Regions from separate parts of the Mus musculus genome. Here all the other regions are linked to region 1. The links are chromatin loops, found by intact Hi-C in ENCODE. Cell type or tissue: left cerebral cortex. All regions are shown on one strand.

The links. A loop is a pair of places that touch in the nucleus more often than their neighbours do. Peaks named below come from ENCODE experiments on the same cell type or tissue, not always from the same donor. Only the 100,000 strongest peaks of a DNase experiment are listed, where the experiment ranks them.
Region 2: a loop joins it to region 1, with 4 times the contacts of the local background. A loop is called at or near these places in 12 of 42 quality-filtered maps.
Region 3: a loop joins it to region 1, with 3 times the contacts of the local background. A loop is called at or near these places in 6 of 42 quality-filtered maps.

The regions. Positions count from the first base shown.
Region 1 is chr1:41,893,838-41,901,837 of GRCm38, forward strand. It overlaps Gm29260 (a long non-coding RNA gene), which reads left to right. Exons shown (of 6, transcript XR_373362.3): 2 at 3,523-3,694; 3 at 6,602-7,331. Among named protein-coding and RNA genes, the nearest start is that of Gm29260, 150 kb to the left of the region's middle. In left cerebral cortex, a CTCF peak has its summit at 4,121 (motif pointing right); DNase peaks (open chromatin) are centred at 4,154, 5,171, 6,270, 6,788 and 1 more place; H3K4me3 peaks cover 264 bases.
Region 2 is chr1:42,237,160-42,245,159 of GRCm38, forward strand. No RefSeq gene overlaps it. Among named protein-coding and RNA genes, the nearest start is that of Gm28175, 17 kb to the right of the region's middle. In left cerebral cortex, a CTCF peak has its summit at 1,431 (motif pointing left); DNase peaks (open chromatin) are centred at 1,400, 3,198, 4,229, 5,826 and 3 more places; H3K4me3 peaks cover 457 bases; H3K27ac peaks cover 286 bases.
Region 3 is chr1:41,150,597-41,158,596 of GRCm38, forward strand. No RefSeq gene overlaps it. Among named protein-coding and RNA genes, the nearest start is that of 4930448I06Rik, 27 kb to the right of the region's middle. In left cerebral cortex, a CTCF peak has its summit at 2,131 (motif pointing right); DNase peaks (open chromatin) are centred at 2,074, 2,818, 3,257, 3,822 and 4 more places; H3K4me3 peaks cover 344 bases.

The DNA.
Region 1 (8,000 bases):
TGATCACCTCTCTTCTCTACTATGTATCATCCAGACAGCAATGATCAGAGAACACACACAAAACAATTCACTCTATAGGAGACCTTAGCAACTTTTAATGGGGATATAACCTTAAAATGTAGGCCTCAGGAGCTGATGGGCCAGCTTCAGTCCTTTTGTTACTATGCTATAAAGCAGGAAGTAGTACTCAAGGCTTCTGGAGTGACGACTGACCCTATGGTTACAGTGTGCAATTGAAAGCACGTGGAATGCCAATGCTCACAGTAAAAGGAACGTGCTTGTAGAGGGAGTGAAATAAAGAGCTAGAAAAGAAATAGGGTGAGTAAGACTTTCCAGACATTGAATGAAGAGATGAGGAGGAGCCATGGGCTCAGATGAGGCTGAGCCCAGCAACGTGACATACAGATGAATTCCACATGTACATACATAAGGAGTGTCCCTCTCAGTGAGGGCTGCTACAGGCAGAGGTTACTCTCACCTATTTCATTTAGCAATGTTAAGCATCAACAATGAAAGGGCGAATTGAAGACTTCTGAACTTTCCTGGCTTAGATTTCTGTAAGATCATGTGATTGACGGGCCAAACTTTCATCTGTTCAATATTGTATTATTTAAGAACTGCTACCATGGTGTCACTCCCTGCTCCATCAATTCCCAAACAAGAGACAATTTATAAAACAAGCAATGAGAGTCAAGTGCCTGTCTCCTTTTCTTTTTAGGCAATGCTCTATCTCAGTCAAAACCAGAGTGGCTTCCTTTCTCAGTGATTACTATGGTAAGACCTGGACTTCAGTGGGCATGTTTATCAGCTTCTTTAAGGGCAAACCTACATGAGAGTTTCACATCTCCTGTATTTGAGGCAACACTTACTGAGAGTCCTGTTACATGCATAAAATGAAAAGAGCAGGCAGACCTGAGTCTGTGCAGAGCACCCGATGTTCTGGCATGTTTTGCCATGTAAGACACAGAAGCAGATCTTGTTGGGCAAGCATAGCTTCCAAAGGAGAAATGATTCAGCCCTAAATACTTTGAAAGAAGCCTTCTCTACAGGAAGATTAGTTTAAGGGCTGGAAAAAATGTTTTCTGATTCAATGATTAGTAAAGGGAGAACATATTTGAAAGTCTATTTTTCATTTAACACTATTAAACGGTCCAGCTTCATGCATCTCATGTTTAATTTGAAAGCTTCCGGTATTTGAGATGTGATGGCCCAAGGATTGACACCTACTGCCAACCTTTGGACATGCCTACATTTCAGGACAAGAGGAAATATAGCCCATCACTTTAGTGAGCAGGAAAGAGCCCATTAGTTGAGGAGAAAAGAAAAAGATCAAATTTAGTTGAATTACTTTCTTGGGGTAAAATATTGTGCCCAAACCATCATATTTGACCATTTCCTCAACAACAGAGTGTCCTGAAGAAGGAAGCCTCTGTAGACCCTGTGCTCAATTCTGTCATTTCTGATGCTCATGAGACCCCAGGTGGCATGTACACAGGAAACACTATAGGGTTCACTGGTCCTCAGAGAGATCTCTAGCTACTCTGTGGTGGGGTTAGCTATTCTAACAGTATGCACTGTTTGAACACATATATTTACTTCTATGTCCCTAGTCCCATTCTGCTGTATACATGAGTATGTTCTATTAATGTCTTCATATCAGTAGATATGTGCTTGTCAAACCACTGAAAATTATTCAGTCACTATATATTTTTTTCTTTCTTTGGTTTTCCAAGACAGGGTTTCTCTGTGTTTATCCATGGCTGTCCTGTAACTCACTCTTCAGATGAGTTGACCTTGAACTCACAGATATCTGCTTGCCTTTTCCGCCTGAGTGCTGGGGATAAAGGCATGTGCCATCACACCCAGTCAAAGTGTAAGTCTTAAACAAAAATCACTAGGTTTAAATTTCCAGAATGATCTAGAACATTGAGTTGAAAAGATATCTTAACTGCTAAAAGCATCTATGAAATGCAGTAACAGATCTTCCTGTTGTTAGTCTCTGGCCAGAAGACATGGTTGTTCACCTACCTCATAAGTAGCAATAACTCATGCTTCTATCTTCAGAGCAGACAGCCATGCATTTCAAGGGACATAACCACTGCAGAAGAAACCTACAGAAGCTCCATCATAAAATCCTTTCTGCTACAACAGAAACTCACAACAGCAACTGTCATTTCTAAGCTCTTACAGACACAAGGTTTCTCTGATGAGTCCTAACTATTTTAGCATGACGAGATTTAGTGATTTCAAATTTTAGTTTGTTCTGCCTGATTCTGTTGTGTTTATCTCCATACTTAGTAATCGTTAAAGACAAGGCGATCTCAAGGGTTTTTCTTGCATTTTCCTGTATATTAAAATAGCAACACTTTCTGTGACTTTGGCCATCTTTGTCTCCTTCTTCTTAATCTCAGAATCAATGGTGAAATGTGCCAGGGGGAAAATAACACCATACAGTGTCACCAACATTTCGAATTTTCCTATTGGAGCTCTCATGAGACCTGATATCTTGACTGCAGTTCTGAAGGAGACATTTCAGAAATCCGGTGAGCTCCCTGTCATCTGATGTCGAAAATGAAATAACTCTAAGCAAATGTATCAATTCCCACTTTACAAATTGCAGGATAAAACTCTTATTTCCCTGTTTCGCCTGTAAATATCACATTGAGCATGTCTGACTTTGAGCTTTGCTCTTGCAGACCAAGTTGTGAAGAACAGGTTCTGTGGTGTATTTGTAAATAAGATCTTCGTTCATTTGGAGAGGCAGAATATCTTCTCTTGGTATGGGAAGGAATGTAAATTGTCTACAGATGGCTTCTGTTATAGGTTATAAGGGTGGGGGGAGGCCATAGAGAAACATTTACTTTAAAGAGCAAAAGACAGCCCACCCTTGTTCATTTCAATACAATAAACAGTTACATTTCTCAGTTTAAATATTTGGAAATCAGATCCGGAACACATGTCCTTTGTTCCTAATTCAAAAAAAGTGGTAGTTTTGTTTAAAATTTTTGTTTGCCATTAGTCTATGCAATCTGTGTTGCGGCAGATGCATGACAAGCCCTATTAAAATACAATAAAGGAGCACCCCGGGTGCTTTATTAAAAGTAGAACAGAGAGAATATTTTGATGCCAAAGAATCATAATCTTCGAAGTTGGTTTTCTAAAAAGTAATTGGAATCAATGGGTTAATTGTTTTTAGACCACTTATAAGTAAATATTATTAGGAAACTATTTTAATTACTATACTTTATGTGGCCCAAATGTAAGCATTTATTAATACAAACCAAGCACTCATTACAAATTTGCACAGAAAATGATAAAATATTATGTATGAAATGAAGCATTAGCATGGACCATTAAGTCCTCTATTTTCATTTAATTGAATTTGTCAGTAGTACCCTCTTTAACTGAAAACCAGTCATAACCACAAAATTAAATAATAATTAAAGAAACAACTATTGAAAGAGTAGCTTGGGAACTAAGGTGCCATTTAACCAAAACATAGCAATTTAATGTAAATTGCAGAGCATGTAGACACAGTTCTGAAAACGATGCTTCCTGGGCTCCCATGGATGTCTTCGTGAATGATTCCACTTTACACACTTGATGGCCTAATCCGAGGACCTGTCTGCTTCCCAAAGGGTGGGAAATCTGCAAAGGCCCGTACACCTCTCTCTACTGTGAGAAGACCACAAAGGTAATATAAAACACACTAACTTTTTCTTAGCTTCTTGATAATCTTGGACTACTAATATGTGCATTGACATACAGACCTAGGAGTATGTGTCTCCTTCATATTCCCATAAGTCACAGAGCAAACCGTCTATATGACAATATACTATCAAAGCTATGACTACAGCACACTTGACATTTTGTATGTACAAGCATGCACTCTTACCTGAGACTTTTGTTTTACTGCTTAATTTAAAAAAAAAAATATTGTTTATAAGCTCCTGACTTAAAAATTCTAATCCAAGGCACAGTTTACACTGCCAAAAACCTTGGTTTCACTATATGTGCATGTGTGTACATGTGAACATTTATTCACATTTATTTATTCTTGCTAGCTGCTTCCATCCTCTGCAGGTCATTTTTTATGCTGTCTAGACAGGCTCCATGTTGCACAGCCAGCAGGGGGAGATAGGATTTAAGGAAATAACAAACTGCGCTTCAAGAAAGCAACTAGTTTAGGAGACAAACAAACAAACAAACAGAATTTGTCAAGGCATCGAGTGGAGTACCTCTATCGCATATGGGGTAGGTGTGGATGTCACATATCATGTAGGCTGCCAAATGGAATTTTTGTGCAGATCCATTGAAGGTCTAGGTTTGAAGTCCTGCACACAGATGCCTTAGTTATTAGCCACACACTTGGCAGCGCTTCCCAATAGAGAAAGTGTGAATCTATGAATCTGAATCTGAGAATCAATTTACACAGGACAAAAATCACAGCATTTACATACACATACTCATGTACTCAGAGAAAACAACACTCACTGTTGCAGCTTCCTATTGCTAACAAACGGGGCACTAGCAGGTAGAGATCGAGGAACGATAACCATACCAAGCATAGAAGAATTTCAATATTTAAAATGTAATCATTATAATGCATATAACTTAAATTGCATTTGTCATAATATATTTGTGACTCACATACATGTGTAAATCAAGCGCTGTGAACACGCGCTCCTGGGCTCCTGAGTGAGAATTATTTTTGCTTGAAAATGATCAAGCTTATGATTTGGAAGAAAACACTCTCCTTTTATACTAACCAATATCATTTTCATAATCATAATTTAACCAGGAAGAAAGTTCACTGGCTCTGTCTAATGACGTTAATATGTTCCTAGTCTGCCGTTAGCGAGAAGTGGCCCAAAACAGGAAAGTCAAGTTTGACATTTTACTGAATGAAGCTAACCTTGTCACTACCGAAAAGGGACATTTTAAAGCCCACCTTGCATCCACAAACTGATTCCCAGCCAGAACACGTGCACATGCTCTATTTAATGTGAAAGTCAACCAATTTCAAGACAAAATGTCTACACCCATACTACAGAGTGAAAACAAACAGCGTGTTAGTAATTCTATCTGGGCATAAATGGCAGTTACATAAGTTGTATGGATTTTGTTTTGTTCCTGTAGGATGATACGCAAGAAAACTTTCAAACTTGCACTGTTAGAGTTTAAAACAGGCATTCCCCACTGGGCTAGCGATTATCTCTTATAACTGGAAACATGAGTATGCAGAAGTTTGCCTTTCCACATCCAAGCTGGCTCTTCCCACGTCGCTTCTCAAGGATTTCATTACAGACAGCCATTTAAGGCAAGGGCAGAATTTGAGAGTAAATTCAATTTCAAAACTCTTGTCAATCCTGCTACATACAGGCATGCATGCATGCACATACATGAGTACACACAGATGCCTCTTAAACTCTGATGTGACTTTGCTATAATCTTTCAGTTTTTTGAGTGTTTGTAATTAAAATGTTTGATGATTAATAATTGTGCATGCTTATGACAATTAATTCATATTTGGTCTGTGTATATATTGTACAAATAGTTGGTCAAGGTTTTTAAGACATCTGGTAACACATTTTTGTGTGTGATAAAAATATTAAATTCATGTTTATAAATTTTGAAACATATCATAAACTATGATAGGCAGTACAACAACTCACAAAAGTTTGTGTTTATAATCTTGACTGAATGACTTTATTTTGATCATGAATACATTTATCAACTCCTCCACCCCCAGCCACTGATAACCACCAACCTATTCAGCTTCTTTGAATCAAACATTTTAAATACTTTGTATAGAAATATCATACCATATAAAATTTTTCTGTGCCAGTTTTATTTGACTTGATGTATTTTCCTCTCTCATCCAAGTAGTCATGAATAAAAGAATATAATTCTTCTTACAGGCTGTATAGTATTCCATTGTGCATATATGTTTGTGTGTGTGTATGTGTGTGTGTGTGTGTGTGTGCATGTGTGTCACATCCATGCTTCTCATATTCATTCCTCTATTGATGGATACTTATATTGATTTCATGATTCCATGTCTAGGCTATTGAGAATAATTCTGAAATGAACATGAGACTGCAGATGTCTCCTTGACATCCCGATTTAATTCATTGGATATGTACCCAGAAATGGGATTACTAGACCATATGGCAATTCTGTTTTTAGTTTCCAGTATTCCAATTTTATTTTCTATCCAGCCCATACGTAGTACCTGACTGATCTCAAGAGAATAATTCAGAAGTGTAGCAACTGAGAGCTGTGAAGCTCCAGCCTCGAGGGTTATTATAGAGACTGGAACTCACCTTCATACATGGCCTTGAACCTGCTCTGTTCTGACCCTCTCACTTTCAGACTCTGGGTCAAATTCATTTCAGAGAGAAAGACTGCAAAAGACTTTAGCTAAAATATCCTTCTCTAACTAAAATATTTAATTCCTCTGAGCCCCTGAATATTTTATCATATATAGATCAAACTGAGATTCATAGAATTTAATGTGGAGACTTGCGCTATTTTTATGTCTCGGAGATGCTGATTTTGTTCTCCTACAATATCAATACACTTCCTTTTAAATCCACAGCACTTGGTTCTCTCATGTAATCCTTCACCCTGCATGCCTGTCCAGAATCGTCCCCTGTTTTGGACAGAACGACATGACTAACTTGACTGCTACAACTGATTTTCAGAACTGAAATAGAAACATATGCTATAAACCTCACTGTCTGGGGATCTATGAATATAACATCGGTATGTCAACGTGGCCATCTTCCAGGACTGTAAAAGAATGGGATAAATGTTGTTGGGCCATAGTTTATCAGAACATTTGAGAGGATTATATCAACATTTTATGTTTTCACTGGGAGCAAGGCAATCTCTTCAGTGCTGGCATTTAGAATGCGGATTCAGAAGTCTCCGAGAGTTGCCAGAAAAAGTCCAATCTCAGAGGGAGACCCAGATGATAGGGCACTAATCAGAAATGCATCATTCCCGCCAGATGGTCTGGATCTCGCCGCGATACACAGCCTGAAGAATCGCGAGAGCTGTGAGGCGCAAACTGACATTTCCATTCTAGGTTCGACCATGGATGGAACCTGAACATAACAAAAGTCTCCTAGTCTATTGAGTTAATCCAGACCCAGGTTGATGGGGACACCGTCTCCACACAGGAATCTTTTCAAATTCTGCACCCTAGAGTAGCTCCTGAAAGTTCTGATATTTACCTGTGGCTGACTCGAGTTGGTTACATAACCATGCCCATGCTGAAGGCATGGAAGAAGTCCAACCTACCGTGTGCCCAGAAGGATTAACAGGTCAGTTGAGTACACTGTCTCTCAATGAAACCACTGGGAATAAAGTGAACGAAATAGCCCTGCGCTTCTTTATAAAAAAGGAATATTTTGATAAAGTTTCTTTTTGTTTTGTTTTTTAGTTTTTGTTGTTGTTTTTATATTTGTATAAGTCTTATGTTTATAAGTGCTTGTTCTCATGTTTATCTGTTAACCATGTGGATGTCTGGTGCCCAAAGTGGTCAGAAGAAGGGATTAGATGATTCAGAACTGAAGTTACAAACTGTTGTGAGACTTCATGTGGAAGATGGGAATTGAACTCAAATCCCTTGCAAGAGCACCAAATGCTCTAAATTGTTGAGCCATATCTCCAGCTCCAAAATGAATAATTTTTATGGTGTAAGTTATTTCTTTTAATCAGTTCCTCAACTAGAATTTTAAAACTCTTTCAAAAAAGCATTTGCATAATTAACTGAGAACTTTAAAAGTCTGTAGTGTTAAAGAAATAATTAGCATCCCCCCTCCCATAAGCCTTCACTTCATGTCTAGAGTCACTCAGCATGCTCATATGTGCACCATATTGTCACACGCTGCAGGGCTGGTCTGCCGAACTTCTAGTAAACATAAATTAATTAACTTCCATCATACGTGACCAGTGAGTCATGTGAAATCTTGGCTGCATTTCATCCTCTG
Region 2 (8,000 bases), 340 kb after region 1:
GATAAAAATATGACTCCTGATCCCATCAGGCTAGCATGGGAACTGCCCAAGGTGACTTTAGATCCTGCTATTACATGGAGGGGGCCTACTTTTCTACGAAGCCACCCATCAAACTAAAACACTTAAAATATGAGAAATACAGAGAGATTAAAAATGTTGTTTTGTCCCTGTGCCCTCTAGTGAGTCTAGCTAAGGGTTTATCTATCTTGTTGATTTTCTCAAAGAAGCAACTCCTCGTTTGGTTAATTCTTTGAATAGTTCTTCTTGTTTCCACTTGGTTGATTTCACCCCTGAGTTTGATTATTTCCTGCCTTCTACTCCTCTTGGGTGAATTTGCTTCCTTTTCTTCTAGACCTTTTAGGTGTGTTGTCAAGCTGCTAATGTGTGCTCTCTCTAGTTTCTTTTTGGAGGCATTCCGAGCTATGAGTTTTCCTCTTAGGAATGCTTTCATTGTGTCCCATAAGTTTGGGTATGACAAAAGGATGGACCATCTAGTGATTGCCATATGCAGGGATCCATCCCATAATCAGCTTCCAAATGCTGACACCATTGCATACACTAGCAAGATTTCGCTGAAAGGACCCAGATATAGCTCTCTCTTGTGAGACTATGCCGGGGCCTAGCAAACACAGAAGTGGATGATCACAGTCAGCTATTGGATGGGTCACACGGCCCCAAATGAGGAGCTAGAGAAATTACCCAAGGAGCTAAAGGGAACTGCAACCCTATAGGTGGATCAACATTATGAACTAACCAGTACCCCGGAGCTCTTGTCTTTAGCTGCATATGTATCAAAAGATGGCCTAGTCGGCCATCACTGCAAAGAGAGGCCCATTGGACTTGCAAACTTTATATGCCCCAGTACAGGGGAACGCCAGGGCCAAAAAGGGGGAGTGGGTGGGTAGGGGATTGGGAGGGTGGGTATGGGGGACCTTTGGGATAGCATTGAAAATGTAAATGAGGAAAATACCTAAAAAAATAATAAATAAAAAAAAATTTAAAAAAATGTTGTTTTATCTGTGAGGAAGTCTACATCAAATGCTAAGTGCAAAAAAAAATGATGAAAAAAATCCTTCTGTGTTCCTATTAAAGAGAGTGGAGTCTACATTCTAGTGGATCCTATGGACTCACAGAACACATCCCACATTCTCAGAAGGCACATCCCATAGAAATGCAAATATCACCAAATGGCAGACCTGGCATGTCACAGCCTCATACCGGGGATCAGACTAAAGAGGTTTTTAATGGTACAGTGAAGTTCAGAGCTTACTGGGAATTTTAGGAATTTCTTTTATGAAGTCTTTAGCAATGAGTCCCTAATAAGAGAAAAGGTGTTGGGGACCCTGTAAAGGCCATGCAAATCATTATTCAAACCCATAGTTGAAGTCTAGAGGTCTATGGCCAATCAAAGGGATTCTTTCTGCCCCCTGGTGGATGGTGAGATGTTTCCACAAGCCTTAAATCCACAGTGGTGACTTCGCTGGGGCTTTGGACCTTGGTTTCTGGAAAAGACAAACTATACTGTGTCCAGATTCTACCAATTTCTTTTCTAGAACAAAATCACATGATCTGGGCATGTGATGGAGCTTCCTCTCATTGCCTTGTGGTACATCTGCAGCAACGAGTGAGTCCACCATGGTCGTGGGTAATTTCTCTTCAATGTTTCTCTTCATATTAGACTCTTTTCCCTCTCACCTCATCCTTCAAACAGAAGATAAATGAGAAAGGACACACCCATCTCCCCTTTTGCAATTCCCTGCGTTTTTTTCCCTCTGGAAGCTATTTTTCCAAATAACATTCTCTTTCCTTCTCTGAGGTTTGTCTGAAGAGTTTACTACCCTGAGCTTCCAATGGGATGTTGGATTTACAGGACAAGGAGCTGACAGTGTTCATTTATTTCCCAGGTCAAATAATCCAAAACAATTTGAGGAAAAAATAATAAATGCTTGATAGCCTGTCACAGGGATTTCCATTCATTCTCAACCCTTAGAGAAGTATTTCTGAGTGTGAGATACTCTGAAATTTTATAAAGTTCTTGCAAGAGGTAAAGATAATAGATAGTGATGACATTCCCTCTTCACAAATACTTGTGCTGTGGAACCTGTGCCTAGCCACAGGACTTCACAATCATCAGGGATTGGCAATTCACACAGCTCAAAATCCCATTTGCAGCATAGCTTCCCCCATCCCATGGGATTCATTGTGGGAGCATTTTAATATCATAGTTTTCTTATAGTCGAGAACTCTGGAAGAATTGCCCTGGTCTAAGATAGAAGGCCTTACATCAGAGTGGAGATAATGAACTGACAGCACACACACACACACACACACACACACACACACACACACACATACACACACACATACACACACACATACACACACATATACACACACACATACACACATACACACACACACACACATACACACACATACACACATACTCGCATGAGAGAGAGAGAGAGAGAGAGAGAGAGAGAGAGAGAGAAGTCTACCTCTTGAATTCTTTGTGATGAAAGTTGATTTCTGGAGATAAGAAATGAATTTTAGTCTTTTATGAGCATTTTTAACTTCTTTTCTTTGCAACTGTACAATTTCCTTTATGAGAACAGAAGAACACAGATTTTTTTCACCATCACCACATCCTCTCCTTCTTTTAGACAAGAGCTGGGATTGTGTTCTTTTAAAGAGCTACTCAAGAGCCCACTTCCATTTCCAGTTCTAGACAACCCACCTTACTTCCTTCAGTCTTCAAGAAAGATGATGTTTGAATATCTTGAATATTCTAGTCTTTTCTGTAGACACCTCTTTTCCCTAAATGTTATTCCCTATAGTTAAGACCAATGCAATCTTTCCCTCTCCTATCTCTACACAAGTCTCTCTCTCTCTCTCTCTCTCTCTCTCTCTCTCTCTCTCTCTCTCTCTCTCCTCTCTCCCAGAAGTTCCAAGAACAAATATTCTTTCTAAAACCAGTGTATACTTTTTGGAACAAATACCAGACTAGATTTCTTATGTTTGCCTTTTATAGAGCTCACACTTTAAAATGCCCAGTGATCTCTGAGAGTGGTCTGTTCCACCGTGAGCATCAAACAGCTTAATCATCTACCAGATGCTGATAGCAACACCAGCATCCACAGGTGGATGTCGAAGCAAGCCGTGTGAAGAGGACACCGATGATGGAGGAACCCCTTGACTCTGGACTAGATTCCTTCCCAGCTGTGAACACGAGGCTTGGAAACCAGAGATTATTCTTAGAGCAATCATCACTTTAAAAGTCAGACTTCAGATCTAAAAAAGAGAGCCACACCGAGCACTTGGTGGTTCCTCTGAGTTTCCATGCGGGTTCTTTGGGGAGGGTCTCCTGGTCTAATCATGGTGATTTGTGGTTTATATAGAGGTTCTGAAACTCAGGCATCATCATGAAGGCTTATATGTTTAGATCTGTACACAGCTGTGAGTCATAAACAAAAATACCAGAATCTTTCTTCCTTAGAGAAATTAGAGCTAAAAATTAGAACATATTTCCAATAAGACCACTCAGATAAAAGCTAACAAAATTGCTTTATATAAAAGATAAAAGTAACTGGGTAAAGCCAGCCTCAGGCCTCCTCAGGCCTCTGCCTTCAGATCTCTCCCTTTGGATAAATAGATAACTGACCCTTAAAACCACAGACCTCCTTGGTCCTTGTCATTGCAAAGGAGAAGGAGAAAGGGAGAGAGGAGAAAGAGAAGAGAGGAGAGAGAGAGAGGAAGGGAGAAGAGAGAGAGAGGTCTGAGCTCATTACTAATTGGAACAAAAAAGTCTTAAAACTTAGTAATTTGAGAAATTAGCCAACTTTTTCCCTGTAGATGAATTGTCCTCATCTATGATATACATTTCAGAATGAAACTTAAATTAGCTCCTTAAAGTGGTCTTGTGACTTTAATTATTCACAAAGTACACAAATTTAATGAGTTTTTAAATATTAAAACTCGTCTCCATTGTCACTATGGTGAGCTCTTAATTTACAGAGCAATTAAGTCAGGACCCTCATTTATCAGGACATGTGCGTTTGTGGAAAACGTCGTCAGTTTTTATTAATTGATGCTACGGAAAGACTGAGGTGAAATAAATGCATGTCTTCAGAGGTCGGGTCTGTGGCAGTGGGGAGCTGGCAAGGAGTAGGATGTGAGTGAGCTAAAGAAGAAGCCACCGCTAGCTCGGGAGATTGCTGAACTATAAACAGTGCAATGGTTACCGCTCTCAGCCAAAATGCTCTCGAGAAAATGCCCCCTGAGTTTTTCTCTGGCAAACATCTGTCATGGGTAGTAGCTGAGAAACAGGGAGACTTCAAAGCAGTACTTTCTGATTATTAGCAGAGTGTTGAGTGTAATGTTCTTACATTTTAATGTGAACCAAGTGTTGATGAGCTGAGAGCGTAGAATTAAAAAAAGTAGCCCAAATTTCCTTTGTTCTTCAGAATGGGGCTGACAGGAACATTAGCAGTCAGGACTGCTCCTCCATACTTAACCACGCTGAGCTACTGTGATCCTAAAGCCTGAGATGGGTGCTGGGAGCAGAGCTAAGCCAGTCCCTGTCTCTGGGTATCTATCCATCCATCCACCCATGGCACTTCCATCCATGGTCAGGTGTCCGCTGCTCAGCATAAATTATTGATGGGCAATCTCGTTCTAGAAAATGGTTATAAGAAATACAAAATGCAAGACCAAGTTCAGGTGGGCTATCTCTGACCACTTGGCTAGAGATAACACCTTCCTCACAATGAGTTTGCTACGTAGAATGACGAATACACTGTCAGTTCGGGGCCGTCAATATAAACAGAGAGCAAGAAAGAACCAGCAGCATTGGGGTCACTTCAGGCTGTAGTTGGAATGGTTGTTCATAAGGAAACTAAATGTGTAGTTAACTCGCGGTGTTTAGGTAAATGCAGGCTATTTCAGTGCTTTCATATGAAAAAATTTGACAGTTAACAAGCCCCAAGAATTTATTTTTATGTCTTTGGTTTTGTTTTGAGCGAGCGAGAGAGGAAAAAAGTCCCTTCTATAGATCACAAGCTAGCTTCGAGTCCACCATTTAGGCCTGTCTACCCTCAGATCTACAATAGTCCTGCACCAGCCTCCATAATGTTAGCATCATGGGTCAGGCTTTCCAATCATGCTTTAAATCTAGGAACTTTCCCAAATCACCCTCAAAAACGTATACACACACACTCATAAAAAGTTACCCGCAATATGACACAAATACTTCCCACTGCGTTTCAGTCACACCATTCTCTTCTTGCAACTTTGTTTCTACCAAATTCTAATTTCTCACAATCAGATGGGGGGAAGAGGGGGACGTAGGCTTTTTCCGGAAAGGGTAAGGGAAAAAGGGAATGCTTCCTCCTGGCTCCAGAACTCACGGCCTCCAGAGCAGCACAAGGTTTCCGGAGACTGTGCCAAGTGATTCCCCGTAAGCAGGGGTCGGTTAATACAGGTCCATTCCTCATTTAGACAGGCAGCAGAGGCAAAAGGTGGGGGGTGGGGGTGGAAGCAGCAGGCAGCAAGCACTGTCTTCCTCAAATACTCAGTAATAAATTGTTCCTTGCACAGAGCACAAGGCGGATTTTTCTTTCCTACGTTTCTTCCCTCCTTTGCTGGGACGCCAATGAGAGGCTGGCTTTCCCACCTGGCCCTGGCTGCCTGTGCCCATAAATTTGCCTATGCAATGCCTGTTTACGGGTCGCTGATGGAACATGGAGACGGTGCATTTTGCAAGCACTGGGTAGATAATCATGGTAATTGATGTTTGGAGCTGTGAGCTCCTAGGAGCACAGGGTCTCTTTCTCCCAGTGAGGCCCTGCTCTCTGTTATCAGTCCAGCCCATAATTAAATATCACTCTTTTACAATATGTTTCAGGCTCCTTAATGAGTCTAAAGCAGAAAGAGTCACCTCTTTCCCCTCGGAGCTTTATTTGCTTGTCATTAAACAATGTTATTGAGCTGCCTTCTTTCCCTCTGTTACCAAACCCGCATCATTTCCGTTTTATAATTGCACAATTAGAGTCAAGGCTTCACTTTCATACATCAGCAGGCCCTGAGTGTGTGTGTGTGTGTGTGTGTGTGTGTGTGTGTGTGTGTGTGTGCATGTGTGCACAAGTGTGTGCGTTGGGCGAGGGGGCATGTGTCTGTGTGTGTGTGTGTGCGTGTGTGTTTATGTGAACAAGAGAGAGAGAGAGAGAGAGAGAGAGAGAGAGAGAGAGAGAGAGAGAGAGAGAGAGAGAGAGAGAGAGAAGGAAATCAGGTGTTCCTATAGACCACTCAAATGCATCTTATTTTCAGTAACGGCTCTGTTTTGCAAAGCAGGAAGCAATCTACAGTGAGTCATTTTCTTCTATCAGACACCTCCACTAACCAACACTCTGACTTTCGCGGTGACCTTGTGCTGTGGAGCCCAAGGTCCAATGTGCTCATTGTTACTGGCTTGCATAATCCCATGCCCCTCCCCCATGTCTTTTTTTTTTTTTTTTTTTTTTTTTTTTGTCTACCCCAAGCAAAATCCAGTCATTTATATTCAGAGGCTAAATGGCCTTCTTTTTGCCCCCAAAGCTGGCAAGCTGTATAAGACCAGTATTTCCCTCTAACAAATTTCCAAAGAGTTCCTCCTTTTACACACGCGTCTCCCTCCTTTCACAAACACACACACACACACACACACACACACACACACACACACACTTCTCCAGGCACACACTGGCGTGCACCCCACCCCCTCCCCCCACCCCCAAGCGGCTCTAAGCAGTGCATTAAGAATCTGAAGAAAATCCATTCCCACTCTGCTGCGTCGCTTTCTTCTCAAGTCGTGAACCCATCACAGACTTTGCCTAGCTCTGGGTTGCCACGGTGAAGATTTACAATGCCGGTTATTCATACAACTGCCTTCTCCCCCCCACCCCACCCCCCACAGCCCCCCTTCCCCGTTCTTCGTAAATCCCTTCTGCGAGGGCAACCTTGATACTGAGACTCGTAAAATTCACGCAGGCTTATCATCCTTGGTGAAGGCTCCAGGCTGCCTTCTACATCCCCTGCCAGCTCTCTCGCCATGAACGCTGTGTGGGCCACAGACTTTTATCTTCCCAATGTGTGGGGACTTGGGGGTTGGGGGGGGGGAGCCGAGAGGGATCACTACCTAAAACATAAAAGAACGCACACGGGGACACCCTTCGCCACACACACACCTAAAATAAAATCAATGTTTCACCCATCATTTATTAATTTTTTAAATTACGTTTTGGTCTCTGATGTCCACCATTCACTGGATGTGGGAACGTTGAATTTAAAAGTGACCCGAGTTTGAATACAGACCTCTTAGGGTGTTCGTTGATGAGCACCGCATGATGACAGCATAGACCATGTTCACTCTGCACACAGAAATCTCACTACCTTCTTTTTCTCTTAATTTTGACTACTCCCCACCCTCAGTGAATACAGAGAAGGGGAAAGTACCAATCTTAAGAGTGAAGGTGTTTGTTGAACGACTGCCTTAATCTAGCCAAGTGGTGTATGTATTTGTGAGCTCAGTAAAAGTAAAAGATTTTTTTTATTTAAGAGATAAAATAAATGATATTCTATAATTAAAAAGAAATTTTAATCATAGAAAGTTTCTCCCCATCTAAAAGTAGATTACCCTTATGGTAACATAGTACAGAACTATGTCTTAAATATCACCAAAAATGTTTATGTGATGTTTTCTAAATATTTATAATGTGCTATAATAGCAGGTTAGAACTGGGTACGTGTTCGCCTGAAACCCTTTTTATAAAATTTACAACTTTATTTTTAGCACATTGAAATACAAGCTTGTCTTATGGCTATGCTTTTTTTTTTAACCTTCTTTTTACTTCTCAAGAATGAAAACTTATGATCTATTTACATTTTTTCATGCATGGCCTTGTTTCCTGCAAAATTTCCTTATTCAAAATCAATGGCAATCCATGAATATTAAATAGAAAATATAT
Region 3 (8,000 bases), 740 kb before region 1:
TGTGTGGGGGTGTGTGTGTGTTTGTGTGTGTGCTTGTGTGTGTATAAGTGCTCATGTATGCTCTATTTAATGATAGAGTAATAAAAGCAGTCTCATCTCTCCATCTCCATGTAGGAATGAGCTTGGGTTGACTCTCTCCATGCAATGGCATATGAATTTGGCCAAGATGGCAAATCATGGTTCTTTTTAACTTCAAAGAGACTACCTCTACCAAACATAAGGAGGCCTTCACCATAGTTCAGGAGAGGCTGCAGTTTGACAATCTGTTTTGCAGTGCACCCATGGGAGAACTCACAGAAGCCCTGTATCACACACCAGAGAAACAGAAGCAAAAATACTTTTAAAAAATGCCTAAACCACTCTTCCTTATTGTGAATTTTTTGTTATTTGGTTGTTTTAGTGTTGGAATTTGGGGGGGGGGAGTTGTTTGGTTGTTTGGTTTTGTTTTATAATTGCTCTATGTTTTTGTACTTTCATTCTGTAATGAAGTTCTGGGGAACATGGTGTTGGGAAGCTTGGCGTTGTGGAACTTAGTGTCGAGGAGCCCTTGGATTTGATTAGTTTGTGTTCAGTTCACTTTTTCCTCACCCTAAAATTTGGGGAAAGTTAAAGATATTTAGGAATGAGCTTGGGTTGACTGTGTCCATGGAATGGCATATGAATTTGGCAAAGATGACAAATCATGGTTCTTTAACATCAAAGGCATAATATTGAGAATCTATTAATAGTCAAAACAAGTTGGATTTCTTCTGTCCTTGATCACGGCAGTATTTTGGAAGCAATTGGAGAACTAAAAGGAAAGGACAGTGTGTGACTGGTCTCTGATAGTGCCAATACAGATGACTATGGTTGATGACTTTAAATGTCTGACTTAATGAATTCTGTCCCTTGTGCTATAAATACAGAAAACAACTTAAAAATGCCACAAATCTCTCTCCATTGGACTCTTTCTGTTCACTTCTTTACATATGGGATTTTGCTGCAATTTAAGGGATCTCATGGCAGAATACTAGGTCTGAGAAAAGATAGGCTGGAGAGAAAGCAAACTGACAATTAATACATTTATTTCTTTTTGCCTTCTTTATAAGTTAATGGGTGTTAATTAATAGGTACTAAAATTAATCATGGTAGGGTAGGATTATTCAACATTTTTGGGTCCAATACAGTGGTAACAGCTTCAATCAGAGAGTAACATGCCCTCCTACAAGTAGCGCTTAATTACAGGGATTAGCAAGCAGCAACTCTCTTAGTTCCCTTTAATTTTTTTCTGAGACATATTACAGCTGATTCCTGGTTCTTACACCTTCACATAGCATAGGTGGTACTAGGGATGAAGCTGCCGATGGGAAACATCCAAGGAGAACTGGCTGAAATAGCATGTCCAAGGAGCAAATTAAATGAAAAGCAAAACCAAACAATTTCCTTTTAACTGTGCCCAGATCCAAATGTCTTTTCAGTATTAAAGAAGCAAAATAGTCTTAATCATTTACTTATTGTTAAGATCATATAAATACAAGATTTCTTAGCATGGGCTTTGGTGCAGCATCGAGTTCTAATGGGGAAGTGACATGCTAGGAGCTACGCCTCTCTGCTAGGTGACAAGGAGCTTTGGTGCCTTTTCTCTGGCGTGACATGGGATTAGGGCAAACATGAAGTGAAGTGGGTGCCTTCATTAACCGGGAAGGTGAGGGGGGCGCATCATGAGTATTTTTTCTGGTTGACCAAAAATGTCTAGCTTAGTTCATTATAGTGAAATTCATTTGGCCTCTCTAGCAATTGAATCTTATGCCAAGTACGGAGCTGGCAAAAATTATATGCAGAGGAGGGTGGTTGAATCCCCAAAGATGATCCTGAGCTACTCAAAAGAGTTTCTGGTCAAAGTCTTTGAGCACAGTGCAAGATAGAAAAATGGAGTGGGAGGAATTTTTGGGGCTACTTTGCAATCTAATAATGTCAGCTTTTAGGGCGGAGGAGTAGAAAAATGGAGGTGGTGTAACTAGAATAAGAATATTCTAGGATTAAAATGTTATCTTTAAATATTGTGCTCCCACAGCACAGCAACCCAGGGCTTTCATGCTGGCTGCCAAGAAAGACTAAATCTTTTTCACTGTAGAAGTAATTAAATGTTCTCAGGCACCACTAGGTGGAGATGTAGGTTTACTCACTACTCTCTTGGCTAAGATGGCCCAGGGATGTCTGGAAAATCCTTAACAAAAAATTTACAGTGCTGGAGATTGATCAATTATGAACCCTGATAACCTCACATTCATGCTAATCTTTTAGGAGGAGGGACATACAGAGTTTTCTTTTAAAAGTCATCACATAACCACATCAAATGGACCTCAATGAGAACCATAAGTGGTTTTATGTGAATAATTTCTACGTCAAAACTTTAGATTGTTAAGGCTGAGAGAATCAGTATATCCTGGTTATGAACTGTCTACTGCCAATACACATATTGTCCTTTATTCTCACACCAGCTGGTGGTTCCTAGCGAGAGAGAGAGAGAGAGAGAGAGAGAGAGAGAGAGAGAGAAGAGAAGAGAAGAGAAGAGAAGAGAAGAGAAGAGAAGAGAAGAGAAGAGACGAGCAGAGAAAAGAGGAGGGAGAAGGAAGAGTTTCCAAGCACAGAGTTTTCTTTTCAGCTTTATTAGTGACAATGTGCCAGCCACTGGCAAGAGCTGGAAAGTGCGTGTTCGAATGTGAGGGGTTGTTTCTAACTGAGGTACTTTCTGAGAATCTCATTACATCACATCTCAATGTGTGAAGTGTGATTCACGGCACAGTTTGCTAAAGGCTAGTTAGCTCTTGTCTCAACAGTCTTAGGTGTCTAATATCCCATTAATCAAACCTTAGTGAAATGAAGCATTTCAGTTTGTTTTGGCTAAGCCTCCCTTCTCTACTTAGTTGACCCCTTTTCTTTTATGTAAACTTTTCTATGCCCATTGGTGGATGGCATGAGCTACCCGATGCCTTCCAGAACAGACAATGAGTACCAACCGTTTTCTGGGAAGGCAGGGAGCCATTTATTATTCTTCCTTTCACACTTGTCTCCCAGATGAAAATGCCCTTGAAGTTCATTTAATCATTCATCCACATTTTCTCGCTCCCCCATTCTCTTCGCTTCTTTCAGAGGAAGAATACCTCGCAGATTTCATCTAAGTCGCCCATGTAACCCTACTCCACAGAGGGGCTATTCCACCTGCCCGGATCCCATTTAAAGACTTGATTTTCTCATGGAGGAAAGCAACTCTCCACTCACGGCTGGGAAAGTTCCAAGAACAATGCTATCACTGCCTCGCTACAGTCATGGAAGTCCAACGCCCCCTCTGTGAGATACAGCAAAGTCAAATAAATAAATAAATAAATAAATAAATAAATAAATAAATAAATAAATAAAATAAAGTTTTGCAGTAAGCCATCATTATACCAAAAGTTAATCAGGGTGTCAGGATGGCTGAATCATCTAAGTTGCCAAAAGATATTTTTAAAAAAATCAGGAAGGTATCTTATGCTTGAATATCAAAATGTTTACAATTTAATGGCCATATAAATTAATTAGTTAGGACAAACAGTTAACATTTTTAGGGGCCACTCATTGCCAGTGGGAACACGGGAGTTTATGTGTAAGACACAATTTCCAGCCTAACACTGATCTTTGGCTGCTAGAAGTTAATGTTAAGGAAATTTGAATTCCTTTTTCAATCTGCATCGGCACTAAGGACTGGATTATTCAAGTGCAGAGAACACCACGGAAAGAGGAAGTTGCATTTTTCAGGCTCAGCCATGTGCTCTTTAAAATGCTTGCTTCATGGCAGTCTAAGCTTGCACTGACAGTGTCTGGTCTGCCTGAAACACCCCAATAGAACTGTAGAAAGCACAGAGTTCGGCAGCCTCTGCTAGACCTTTGGGAATCTTCTGGTCTGCACTGGTCTGACTCAAAACAGCAGCATTAATGCTGCAGGACTACTGTCTGCATGACTCTTCTATTCAGCAAATGGAATATTCCAGGAAACACTAAAGTTATAGAAATATACAATCCTTCAGGCGTAGGGAAAAAAAAATTAAACGTACCTTTGTAAGATGTGGCTTTCTCTAAACTACTTGGCTTGTTTTCCCTGCCTGTAAGCAGTAAGTGCTAAAAAGACCAAGGGGTTTTTGTGTTACTATTATCCCTAGTTTAGTTATACACTAGAAGCTCAGTGAGAAAAAGTCACAGGACTTGCCCAGGAACACACAGTAATGAGTGAAGAGATCAGGTTGCACAGCCTGGCAATCCCCTGCCAACACACACTTCATAATCATATTTCATTCATGTGCCACAGGACAACATTTCCTTGAATGAGAGACAAGCTCATACCCCAAAGATCCCATTAAGGTTATCTCACAGATTAATTGTAGTTTGTAAGTGTATGATGCTCAAAGACAAAGAGGGGCCATTGGCACATTCCCAAGAATACACCCCGTTTGTTAAGGGACCCATGTCCAAAGAGATTTGCTTCCAATATAGCATAACTTTATTTATTTATTTATTTATTTATTTATTTATTTATTTAAGAAAAGATTTTTCTTAGCTAATTTGGACATGGAAATTACCCTTTAAAATACCTGATGGTAGTGCCACCTTTTCCCAAGAGATAAACGGAATTTTCTCAGTTTATCTTTTCACATAATAGGATTTTTTTAAAAAATTAAAAATAGCATTTTAACATATCATTAGTCTTCCCTAAAGTAAACATACGATGTATACTTTAAATCTGTTTTTAGTACAGTCAGTACATGTACATAAGGATGCTATTGGGAAAGTTTTTTTTGTTTTTTGTTTTTTTAAAATTCAGTCTGTATTATTCCTTTGTAGAAGTACAAAGGATTTTAAAAATCAAAATATCTTTAGAATAACACTATATATTGGCTAATAAATAGTTTCAAGCAATATTCATATAAATATCATACACAATCACTTGTGTGCATGGGATTATGTCTGAAGAAACTCCTGCAATCAGCATAAACTTTTCCCAAGGGAAATAGGTATCTTTGAACCAGGCATAATCTAAACATAAAAGTATTGTTTTACTCAAACTGAATATTAGAGAAATTCATATAGATGAAAAACTTCAAATCAGGACTTAGTAAGAACCAGAAAGTACAATCTCTGCCAGCCCCCATCCCTTTCTTAGCGAGACCCCAGCTCTTTGATCCCGTGGAAGTTTAAAATCTTCATAATCAGTTACAGTTTGTGTAGAAAGGTCGAGGGCTTGCCTCAGCACATACTAAATCTTAAGACTTGGCTTAAGAAAATTCACAGTAGAAGAATAAAAAGATTCTCTTGGTGGGTGAGATAGGAAGGGAAACACGTTACACGGAGCCTTAGACTAAGCAATTATTGGGGCTCAACTTGCTCTTGCTTGTCATGCAGAGGAGGCGATTGCTATGAGACTTGTGGGCACAGATGAGCAAGGGAACAGAGGTTAGGTTCCCCTTCAATTCTTCTTTCCCACACCAGGCGGAGGAGACCCCCAGTCTGCCACCTGTGTTTCTGACAAACCTGTGTGACCTTCTAACCACCATACCCCCCATTTCATCCTTAGTAACTTTGAAGTTGGGACTCAAAAATGTTTCCACTTTCACTTTTAGACTCCCTGGTCTTGCCCAAAGGAGTGTGTGCTTCCTGGATGTTTTCTTTCAAATGTCTGGGAACGTAGGGCAAACCAAATAGAAGAGAAAAACAAACACTGAAGAGAACAGAAAAGGAAATGGGCTACCTTGAGAGACTCCTCCCCCCACTGACAGAACAAACGTGGCATCAAAACAGGACGTCATTTGTCATGCACGACTCCATTTGCTAGATGTGAATCCCATGGAAGGACATTTATCTAAATTATCCTGATAAAGTGCCATTACTCTGGGTAGAGAGAAAAATGGTCGGAAAGGCCAGTCAGCAAACGAGAATCTTGCTTTGGTTTAATTGAGGCAAAACCTAAGGGTGCATGGAGTAGCTAGTGCTTTGCACACTCATATGTATGTGTGTAAACTCAGTTCTAATACCCCAAAGTTATCCCAGTAGCTAGTCAGTCAGCTCTTAACAACACAACCCAAACAGTAGTGATTCAGGACTTTAATATAAACGGAGGCCTTCACTGCTTCAGTAATAGAAAGCCGGTTACCAGATTGTAAACAAATATAAGTAACGTCTGCTAGTCTGTGCTGACAACAGATAAGAAGATAAATGCAGATCTTCTCTTAATTAGCCTTTCTTAATTAAAAACAGCAGCAGCACTCTGATCAAAATGAACTCTGGTGGGAGTGTGGTCACTCGGTCTTCTGGGTATCACTTGAGGAAAATTAGATTTTTTTTTTTTGCTCTTTTCTAGGATAAATTGTGCACTAAAGAAGGAATAAATGCTGTCTGTGATCAGCGTCCCCTCGGTTTTTATCTGCCTGAGATGGATGTGTCTCTTGCCGTTTGCAGAATGGCGTGGGGGCAGACTTAGCCATCATTAGCACCCCGGGATGGATCCAACTCACTAATTACTTATGCTGTCCTGGTTCACTGAGATTTAAGTACCAAGTCAATCCCATTATCTGCAGTCTCCCAAGCTTGCCAGAGTCATCCGTCTTTCATGGAAAAGAAGCACCCGGGTTATCAATTGGACCCTGCAAGACTTGGGATTTTCCTACTTCGGAGAAGGCAAGATTAGTGGGACTCAAGTCCAGGCCCTGCTAAGCCGCACTTTGGATGCGATAAAAGTAAATAAAGTGACAATTATCCATAACTATGTGAGGAAACTGGGAGGGGTGAGACAGAGAGCGAGGGGAAACGGAAGGAAGGAAGGAAGGAAGGAAGGAAGGAAGGAAGGAAGGCAGGAAGGCAGGAAGGCAGGAAGGCAGGAAGGCAGGAAGGCAGGAAGGCAGGAAGGAAGGAAGGAAGGAAGGAAGGAAGGGAAAAGAGCACAGGAAAAGCCGGTCTTTTGCTGTCCTGCGGCCTGATGTTTCAAGCAGTTCTCTGCATCACCTCTGAGCCACACACGATAATTCATGTTACAAACACATGGTAATACACTCAGAAATCAGGAATTAAAGTATTCTGAAGGGCTGTGTCCTCTACCCCCTCTCCCCCCCCCCCCCCCCCCGCCTCCCTGGGAGAGGAGAGATGGAATTGGAGAAGCGGCCCTGGGAGCCTTGTGAGTGGGCGACATGCTCAGTCTGCAGGCGGGCTGTGAGGCCAGGCCTCCTCAGCTGCTGGGGTCCGGTGATTGGCACCTGCTCTGCTGAGGGGAAGGGCCTGGCAGCTATTGGCAGCGCTGTCACGTTCATTTGCACACTTTACGGAGCAGCAGTGTGGCTACTAATACAAAAAAGGATCTTCTGAGCAGCGTGACATCTCTCGGAATGGAATATTTGTCTTTACAAATGATTGCTCTGCTGCCAGCACTTGACACGGTGCTCGCAAACACGTGTAATTGTTGGAAGTGTAATGATGACTATTTGCATATTTAATGTTCAAACAGTTTTGAAGAAGCAACCTAGACCAAACCTTCTAGGGGGAGATTTGAATATGTTCAGCATCAACTCGAGGAGTCCCAGGAAGTAGGAGGCTGATGCGGGGGGGGGGGGGCAATGGCAGGGATAATTGGCTTAAAGTTCAACCACACCATCCTGTCTGGGTGCTTTTATTCCGGGACACAATAGCTCTCTCCAGGCTCATGGGGGTGGAAGTTCAGCAACACCAGAGATGTGCTTTCTCTTGGCTCCGTTTCAAACGTAAACTGCAAGACACTCTGTGTCAGCCTGGTTTTACATTAACCAACTGTGAATCCAAGGATGAGCGCCAGGAAACAGGCATGCAAGCTTTGCTGCTCTGAGCAAGTATATGCGGAATTTGTTACACACCGTGTAGCCACTGGGAGGGGGAGATGTCCTCTGGGCTCTGATACCCAAGACATCATCACTCCAGGGGTGCCGTCTAGTTGAAAAATCTAAAAATGGTGTCGCCTTTAGGTT